2 separate regions of the Homo sapiens genome follow, and region 2 is linked to region 1. Evidence: chromatin loops called from intact Hi-C (ENCODE). Cell type or tissue: CD14-positive monocyte. All regions are shown on one strand. Region 1 overlaps TOP1 (DNA topoisomerase I). Region 2 overlaps TOP1 (DNA topoisomerase I).

What was found. A loop is a pair of places that touch in the nucleus more often than their neighbours do. Peaks named below come from ENCODE experiments on the same cell type or tissue, not always from the same donor. Only the 100,000 strongest peaks of a DNase experiment are listed, where the experiment ranks them.
Region 2: it touches region 1 in a loop (2.0-fold over the local background); 15 of 110 quality-filtered maps call a loop at or near these places.

What each region holds. Positions count from the first base shown.
Region 1 is chr20:41,032,506-41,037,505 of GRCh38, forward strand. The region is part of intron 2 of TOP1 (DNA topoisomerase I); the gene reads left to right. Among named protein-coding and RNA genes, the nearest start is that of TOP1, 6.2 kb to the left of the region's middle. In CD14-positive monocyte, no CTCF peak of the experiment used is centred here; no DNase peak of the experiment used is centred here; H3K4me3 peaks cover 114 bases; H3K27ac peaks cover 682 bases.
Region 2 is chr20:41,093,036-41,098,035 of GRCh38, forward strand. It overlaps TOP1 (DNA topoisomerase I), which reads left to right. Exons shown (of 21, transcript NM_003286.4): 10 at 4,185-4,306. PLCG1-AS1 (PLCG1 antisense RNA 1) reads right to left here. Exons shown (of 7, transcript NR_109889.1): 7 at 4,959-5,000. Among named protein-coding and RNA genes, the nearest start is that of PLCG1, 42 kb to the right of the region's middle. In CD14-positive monocyte, CTCF peaks have their summits at 2,522 (motif pointing left) and 2,721; a DNase peak (open chromatin) is centred at 2,526; H3K27ac peaks cover 1,421 bases.

The DNA.
Region 1 (5,000 bases):
TGATAATGGTAATACCAGGTTAAAGTGTTAGCGATTCTTCTGCTGTTTCAGAGGTCTTGAAGTTTTTGCCTGTCTGCTATGGAGATAGGGAGTTCTCCCCCATTTGACCCCCTTAGCAAAGCACAATACTTGGCTCCATCAGTCTTTAGTCTAAGAAGTGATATATAGGATCATGGTTTGACATCATCTTGTGCTGATTCTGGTTGGCTTAATGGAATCAAATTGGATGAAGGTAATTAAATATGAATTGTTTCTGATGCTAATAGATAGTTGTACTTCTGTCTGTTGGGTATGGGTTGGGATGGGCGGTAGCATAGCTGATTGCGGTGGGGGAATTTCAGATAGCTGATGATGTGGCTATCTGAAAATTGCCACTACATTTTTAAAACTGAAAAGTGATGGTACCGCCAAATGAAATCTGCAGCATCCTCAGACTCAATCAGGAAATACTTAAGCATTATGCTCCAGGGTGGTTTTCTTCCCTTACATTGCAACTGGACTCCTTGAGGCACCTTTTTAGAATTAGTGAGCCGCTAGGATTTTTATACTATGCTTTGACATAAAAGAAAGTTGCTTGTCAATATGTGTTTTTTTAGTTTACCAGCATATCAGATCTCACAAACAAATTTTAGGCTCGGATTGGATGTTTCTAGTAAAAACAAGAAAATCCAGGCATCACTAAAAGAATCAGAAATACGTTGTGGCTTGAAAGGTGCAAACTAAATAATATAGCTAGCAGTAACGGTCACCAACTCCTGCTTTTCTTTGGTTCAGTAGATAGAGTAAAATGGAAAATAGGAAACCAAGGTCAGTCCCCAAATCTCATTTTAACCAATAGCAGCAAAAAAAAAAAAAAAAAAAAGGAATTGAGTCTGACTTTTTCCCCTTGCTGTCAGCATAAAGATGGGGAATTGAGAGAGTTGGAAAGACATTCATTAGTTTGTTCAGATTATTAAATAACATGTCTTAAAGTTTATATTCCAAAATTGGGCTGTGAGGTTTTTTTGTTTTGCTTGTTTTCAGTGCATGTGTGGGGTGGGGAGGTGCAAAAAAATGTTTGCCTTCTAATATACAGCTTTGTTGTATATTAATTATATAGTAACAGTTGTCCCTGCTGCTAATGGTATGGAAAATGATTCTGTTGTGCTTTCTGAATACATATCATTTTAGAAGTTTCAGATTATACTAAAACCATGTTATTTCATATTAGTTGGACATGAATGCATATTTATATGACACATCATTATCAACTTTTGCCTTTTGCCATCTTTTTAGTGCAAAGTAAAACTGATATTCTTCAAATCCAAAGTCGTTTCCTCAGAAGTGTGTTTTGTGAGGGATTGCATCTTTCCCATGTGAAACTGTGTCGAACTCCAGTAAACTGTGTTTGCTTGGGAAAATGAATTCAAATGTAATTAGTTTGAATGAAGCTGTGGAAATGTTTGAAATGAGTATTTTGACATTGGACCTGGAGGTTTAAAAAAAAAAACCCTATTGAAAGAATAGTAAAATATATTGGATGTGGAGGTGAGAGTCAGTTGAGTGAATTTTCTGTGTTGTATGGTTTAGATTATCTGACTATCCCTTAATTATTTTGAAACCATTAACTTTGGATAATAAGGGCATTTAGGCAAACAGTTGACACATGGATTTCTTAAGGTAAAAAGTTTAGAGACTTCCAAACTAGTCCTTAAGAGGCGAATGGGTATTGTGTTTAAAGGAAGCTTTCAGATTGTGTTTAAACTTCGAGTAGTAATATTTGGAACTGTCTTTTCTCCCTATTTCCATGCCTCATACATCTCAAGTTTGAGCAGCAGCTTTCCATCCCCATGGCTCCAGGCCAATAGCTGCAGTAGAAAATCTAAAATAGAGGCCAGGGTTGGAATAATTAGCATTTTGCCAACCCCCACCCTCCCTGCCACCTGCCTATCTAGATGTGGACAGTATGTGCTGTGTTGATAGCATAGGGCCTGGGAAGGGTGGAGAGGGATGTAAATGAGGGCAGGGTGGACAAAGTTTGATTGGGGGTTGCGGGGAAGCTTGTAGAGGAATGTCTGTTAGATATTGATGGTATTTTGGTGGCGTTATGAGAAATGGCTGATAGTTTGCTGAAATGATTTAATAGTAAATAGATATTGTTGAACATTTTCTGTGTGTATAGGAAAGATCCTAGATATTTTTCACACTGGGAGAGAAGTGATGTTACTGGTATCTCATGCATATCTCTGGAGTATATAGATCGTAATATCAACTTTGGCTATCTGTATCGAAGTTTGTATTAACTGTCTTTATGTGTGTCATTTATGTCTCTTAACGTTTAGTAAGAAAGAAATTCCAAGGAAGGTAGGCAACTTTTAATTTTAACTTCTTTCCTTTACTTTTTTTTTGGGCGGGGTGGGGGGCAGACAGGGTTTCTGTTTGTTGCCCGGGCTGGAGCGCAGTAGTGTGATTGCAGCTCACTGCAACCTCTGCCTCCTGGGCTCAAGCGATCCTCCTACCTCACCCTCCCAAGTAGCTGGAACTACAGGTGCATGTCACCACGCCGGGCTAATTTTTGCATTTTTTGTAGAGACGAGGTTTCTCGCCATGTTGCCCAGGCTGGTCTTGAACCCCTGGGCTCAAGCAGCCTGCCCACCTCAGCCTCTCAAAGTGCTGGGCATGAGCCACTGTGCCTGACCCTTAATTTCTTTTTGGTAGGTATTCATTTTTCATTTGTTGTCTTAAGCTTCTAGTTTCACTCACTTACCTGTCTGCTAAATTTTTCTGAAATGTGTAATAAATGTTTTAATTTACCATCTCCCTTCTACCCTTCCCATCAGATTTGGGGTGGGGAGGCATCTCTACCAGGCAATTAATTCCCCTCTGAGCCTTTGAAATTAACATTTTTGTTTCTGTGGATTCAAGGAGCCTAAAGAACACAGTTCATTAGCATTCCTAAGAAACACCTAGGTAAGCTCCAACAAAAGATGTTAAAGCAATCAGTATTTTTAGGGACTTCAGATCTCCTGTATTTGTTGTTGTAAATGATGATGTTGGGAAAAGAATTTAACAGATCCCTGGGTATTCTGACGTTTTCCTATATTTTAAGAACGAAACCGACCCAGCCAGCTTGTGGTCCCATTATTCTTTATATTGTTTTTCTTAGCACACGCTAGCAAAGATAGATGCCTAGGACTTTTCTTGGCTATTGGAGTTTATAGAAAAAAAGTTCTTTGTTGAAGGTTAGTCCTCCACCAGAATAATACACCCTTTTTCCCCTTAGTAGAAGTCCAAATGTTAATCTTGCTATCATATATGTATGAATGCCCAGATTTATAAAGCTTTGTAGGTATATTACTGATTGTGCAGGAGACTAATCTAGGAGGCTTCAGGATCATTGTCATTTGTGGATCTCATTGGCTAAGACCTTTTACTTAACCTGACTCCAGTAAGGTAGCCCCTTTGTTTCCTTGTAGTTGACTATGTGAGCTCTTGCCAAGCAGCAGAAGTGGGATGAAGGGAACTAATTTTGAAAACTTATTAGGCACCACATTTTTATGTGCATTAAATCTGAATTGAATAAAGATAATATAGATTGCATAGGCTTATGGGGAGAACCAGAGACCAGGAAAGGAAACGTTTTTTTCTTTTTACCCTTTATGCCTTTTCATGTCCCCTTTTTGATAACATGCTGCCTTGGTCCAGATTCTGGAAACCCCACTCAGGCTGTAATTGGTAAGCTTCTAGTACAGATGTCAGAACCTGCCCTTGATTATCTGCTGTTAGAGATAGCTTGGACCCTTTGTATGTGGAATGTTAGGTCTAGGGGAAGAGTGGGGGTGTGAGGAGACAGCTGTGGTAAAATAGAAAATTGGTGTAGGATTCCGAAAAATCGAGATAAGTCCCTGTTCTTCCTATGAAACATGATCTGACCACTGAACCTTGTTTTCTTATCCATAAGCAAGGATAATATTTATGTTTCACAAACTGTTGAGAATTAGATAAGTATATGAAGGTGCCTCTCTGTCCTCATTGTAAAATGTAAACTTTGATGAGACAGCCTCTATTCTCAACTGGATCTTTATTTTGAATGTTAGGTTTGAAATAGTGATTGATGTTGGGGAGTCTGTCTTTCATTGGTATTCCCTGTTAAAGTTTTAAATCTTCTTGACATTTACACAGTGAATTGTAACATGTAACTAGTGTTGTTGAGTCTTTACCTAATTGAATCAGCAGAGCCTACACTGATGTCTTCCAGTTACAAAGCGGTCACTGTAAAGTAAAAGGTGTCTTCATATCTAGGTTTGGGCTGAGAAGGATCCAATTGTATATCTAGTTCCTACTTTTCTTTTTTTTTTTTTTTTGAGATGGAGTCTCACTCTGTTACCCAGGCTGGAGTGCAGTGGCGCAATCTCGGCTCACTGCAAGCTCCGCCTCCCAGGTTCACGCCATTCTCCTGCCTTAGCCTCCTAAGTTGCTGGGACTACAGGCGCCCGCCACCACGCCTGGCTAATTTTTTGTATTTTTAGTAGATACAGGGTTTCACCGTGTTAGCCAGGATGGTCTCGATCTCCTGACCTCGTGATCCACCAGCCTCGGCCTCCCAAAGTGCTGGGATTACATGCATGAGCCACCGCGCCAAGCCTAATTCCTACTTTTCTAAGAATGTTTACAGCAAAGTGGTCATTGCCAAAGGAACTTGTAGCAGTACAGAAGATGGGCTCAGAAATGAAAGAAGTCTATTGATGTGACTAATTTCTCAACCATTTAATAGAATTATGGATTTTCTATTAAAAATAACTTGACCCTTTTCGATGCATTTAATAAAATGCCAAGTTCATTATTTGTTAATTTTTTAAAACCACAAAATTCAATATGTCTTGTGTCAGCATATTTTTTCAAAGGCCACTATTTTACTTCTCCCCCAAAACGTTTTTAAATTAAACAGAGAACTCTCAAAGCACCTGAGAATTACTTCAGTTTTTCATTTATTCAAATAGTTGCTTAAAGTGACCAACTTG
Region 2 (5,000 bases), 61 kb after region 1:
TCTCTAGATAGGGCTGGTAGGCATCTGTCACCTATTCTGTGTAGCATAACACTATGCCTTTGATATATGTGCAATCAAGTCTGATGAGCTGCTTTAAAGAAATGCCCTGCCTGGGTCTCTTAGAACCCTCAGAATTGTCCCTTATCTGTCGTTGGTATTTGTATCCTTGGGTTTGAAGGATTTGAGGGTAGCCTTTGACATGCCTCCTGTTGGCAGTGTAGCAGTATGTAGATGGTAATAACTGATTTTCTTCATTCCATGAGTTTTATCCAGAAATGGTTAGAGCATTGTTCCTCATACCCTTATGTGCTTATGACTCACCAAAGTGGATCTGAGCCCATTTAACAGTTGTGGGGTGGGCTTCTTTTCCCTTTCCCCACCGTCCCTCTTCTTCTTTCCCCTTTCCCAACCATCCTTCCCTCTTCTGTCCCCTTTCCTGACAGTCCCCCTTCTCCTTTCCCCAGCATTCCTCTTCCACCTCCACTTGTCTTACCACCGTCTTTTGGCCACTGTTATTTCACCACCCCATTTCTCCACCATTTTTCCCACCCTCAGCCCCCCACTGTTTTCTTCTCACCCATCCCACCGCCCGCACTGAAAAGAAAAAGTTCTGGGGTGGGATTGAGTACTTCTGAACCAAGTGGTCTGCTGACCAAACTTTGAGAAACACTGGGCAGGATAACTGCTGAAAAGCATCAGTGGTGAACACTCAGGCATTCTGGTGCATCTCTCTTCCCACCAGTAGTGGCCTTAGGTCCACCAATGCTTGTAGGCCTAGGTAGTAGTTTACACTAAAGGGCTGGGTCTGCAACTGAAGAAAGTGCCAAACTTGGCAAGCTGAAATTTGTTTTTTAAAATGCCATATTTATTAGCCAAGTGTGGTGGTGCACGCCTGTAGTCCCAGCTACTCGGGAGGCTAAGGTGGGAGGATTGCTTGAGTCCAGGAGGCAGAGATTGCAGTGAGCCTAGATCGTGCCACTCCCCTCCAGCCTGTGTGACAGAGTGAGACCCTGTCTCAAAAAATAAAATAATAAATAAATAAATAAAACATATTTATTGAATGTATTTGTGGTCAGACACCAAGACCCAGCAGTGGATAGTACTACTGACTTAGACCCTGATCTTGGGGAGTTTGCAGCCTAACAGGACTCCATAATCTCAGAGGCAAATGCTTATGTTATGTAAACATTTTGACCTGTTGACCAGAGAGCCTAAGACAGTTCTTTCAGCCCTCACGCTGGTCATTCCTGGAGACTCTTAACTATAACTCAAAGCCAAAACTCCTAATTAAGAGAAAGGGCCTAGAACCTTGAAGAGCACCATCTCAAAGCGTAGGTATTCCGTAGGCCTGGTCTGGACTTACCAAGAGCTTTAGGATGCTCAGCTGGTAAAGCCTCACTTTGAGGTTCAAAGTGATGGGAGGGAAAGCTAGATTCCCTAGTCCTGTGGTTTCTCTTCCTTTTCAAGATAGGAAGCAGAGGCCTGGTCTAGTTCACAGGTTGCCATAGTCCTTTCCTCCCATTCTTGCCCAGTCCTCCTTTACAGGATCCTGCTTTAGGGCTCCAGCATTTTCTCAGCTGGTCCTCTGCTGGGATTTCTTCTCTTTGATTGTGTGAACTCTTACTCTGCAGTAAGTCAAGAAGTCATATTTGACTTTACTTCAAACTGATACAGTAAGTGCTGCCTACTCTCTGGGGAGGAGAATTCTTAGACTCCTTTAGAACTTGCCAGGGAGGTGGGGCATGGGCTAGCTGAAGCAGTGAATTACTGCCTTCTCTGAGGACCTTCAGTTTACAGCTTTGATTCAGCAGTTTCCTTTTCCTGGAGCTCAGCCTTTTCCACAAAGTGTTAACATTGCCAGGAACCTTCCAGTCATCCTCCCACTACTCTGATGCAGGGAGCCATCATTTCATCTTTTGACAGCTCATCTAAAATAGGAGGAGTCACAGTTGCTTCTCCCTCTATTAGGACAGAATTCAGTAAAACAGCCCAAAATCTCATTTTTTTTAAATTTATTTTTATATTTATTTATTTGAGACAGAGTCACACTCTGTCACCCAGGCTGGAGTGCAGTGGCACAATCTTGGCTCACTGCAGCCTCCACCTCCAAGGTTCAAACGATTCTCATGCCTCAGCCTCCCAAGTAGCTGAAATTAACAGGCACGTGCCACCACACCTAAGTTTTGTATTTTTAATAGAGACAGGGTTTTACCATGTTGGTCAAGCTGGTCTGGAACTCCTGACCTGAAGTGATCCTTGCACCGCCTCCTAAAGTGCTGGGATTACAGATGTGAACCACCATGCTCAGCCACATTTTTTTTTAAATGGTGTTAACAGTTTACATTTTTTTCTTGCCATTTTATTTCATTTATTTTATTCCTAATGACTTAATGTTTTCCTTTATATTGGAAACATGTTACAGTTTTCTAAAGAAGTTCAGGGAATCTTTTAATACACAGCCTATCTTCCCCGAAGTGTCTTTCTTCCAAAGCAGAAGCTTGGGGGTTGATGGGGGCAGCTGCGCCACCTGTTGGCCTTTTAAGTTAATGGCGTCCAAAGTGGGTTCTTTCTATTATAACTGTTTCAATATTGTGCTACAGTTCTCTACACCCCTGCAAAGTCAGATTGCATATCATTATGAGATAAGATGTCTTCTGAGTTTTGAAATAAATGGATTTCTGGTTAAATTTTAGTTTTCTATAAAGAATGTGGGCAGCCTTGGTGAATTATTAATACCTGTGTAATAGTAAGGTGGTGGAATTATAGTTAACCTCATTTTAAGTATAGCCAAATGCTCTTAGTATAGCATGGATTGGTTCGAGGTGATGTTGTAAAGTTGGATTTTTAAGAAAGAATGGAAATTGGCACTAAGAGTACTGTCAAAAGCATTTGTTTGAAAAGTGGATTAAATTCCCAAGTACTTTTCTTTCATTGCTTTATTAACTAAATCAGGTATATAAAACCCATAGGCCCTATTCAGATTTTCTTTACCAGTTAGCAGCTTTCATTGTGAAAACATCTGAGTCCCTTTAGACAGCTTTTTGTTTATTTGAGACAGTCTCAGTCTGTTGCCCAGGCTGAAGTGCAGTGGCGTGATCTTGGCTCACTGCAACCCCTGCCTCCTGGGTTCAAGCGATTCTCATGCCTCAGCCTCCTGAGTAGCTGGAGTTACAGGCTCCCACCACCACGCCCGGCTAATTTTTTATATTTTTAGTAGAGATGGGTTTTCGCCATGTTGGCCAGGCTGATCTGGAACTCCTGACCTCAAGTGATCTGCCTGCCTCAGCCTCCCAAAGTGCTGGGATTACAGGCATGAGCCACTGCTCCCAGCCCCTTTAGACAGCTTTTACATAAACAATTGGATACACCAGGAACCCCAGTCATCCCTTGTGCTGTGGATGCATCCTGGTTCCCTGAAAGAGGCAGCATCATGGTACCCATGTTCCAGAGCAGTGTGTCGCAAACTCTAGTGTGCATCCAAGTCTTGTTAAAAATGCAATTTCTGTATAGGATTCAGTAGGTCTAGGAGGGGGCCTGGGATTCTGCATTTCTAAACTCCCACATGATGCCAATGCTGCTGGTCTGTGAACCACTTGTTGAATAGCAAAGTTCTAGAAGAAGGTCTTATTAGGCTTTTCATATGGGAAATCTGGGCTTGCCTAGTATGGATATATATTTTTTTATTCATATTCCACCCACCTAACTTTGAAGAAGAAAGATGCCTATTTCTTTTCCCCACAATTCCTTTCTTCCACTCCCTGCCCTATCCCTTCCTCCCCTTCTTGAACAGAGGCTGCTTAGCTTAGCAGTGGCAGGAGTCCCTCTGAGGATTTGATTTTTAAAAACCATTGAAGAGGTGTAAAGGACCCTGCTTGCTGAAAGGAAAAGGAAGAGTGACTGGGCCTCCCCCAGGTCATCCCTGTCCTGAGCAGGCACCTGGGAACAATTAACTGGCATAGTCTCCAGAGAATGACCCAGGTAAATATATGCTAAAGAGAAGGAGAATTTGTACAAGTAGATATAAATCAGTATGTTGTCTTTGTTGTTGTTGCTACTATGTGTCACCAGACCTTTATATACCATGAGAAGGCAAACCATTATTAAAGAGAATTCGCTAGCCCTGGGTATTTATGCTTAGAACATGAATACTATACCTCACTTTTTGGAACCACTTTTTTCTCTAGGTAAAGTCATGAAGCTGAGCCCCAAAGCAGAGGAAGTAGCTACGTTCTTTGCAAAAATGCTCGACCATGAATATACTACCAAGGAAATATTTAGGAAAAATTTCTTTAAAGACTGGAGAAAGGTACTGTAGCCCATGTGTTAATATCCTAGTACCTTGCAAAACAATCAAGTACTAAGTAATAAATTATCATTTTGCAAAACATTTCCTGATGTAAAATTTGAGTTGTATGGATTTTGTTGTATTTAAACTTGCGTATTTTTTGTCTTCATTTACTATATTATGTAGGGTTTCTGTCCAACAAGAGTACTTGTATATCTTTGCTATTGGCTCTCATGTGATGGCAGGTAGGTGGGGGTTATCAGATTAGGCCAAACAGAAAACCTCAACTCCAGTTGCGCACAGGAAAGTTTGTCGCTGCAGGACTGCCCCGTGTCTGCTGTTGCAAAGAGAAATGTTAATCTGATGTCCCTCTCGCTGTTAATTCTTGCTCATTTATTTTAGGTACTTTCTACTCTTGAAACCACATATACTATATTTGCCTAGGTGATTTTTTAAAATCTCATTATTCTCAATTTGGATAATGTGGACAGAGGCAGCAGTAAAGTTTACTTCCTGAACTAGCTCAGAAAAAGCAGACTTAATAAATGAATAGAATAGGGGTAATGTTTCCAAGAGAGAATCAGTATGGGATTTCAAACTTGTATTCATAATGCCTGGGGGCTGTGTGCCACGGAGTCTAAGAAACCACATAAGAATTCATTTTTTTCCATGATAAGTCATTTTAAAACATTTTAATATTAGTAAGTACATATTT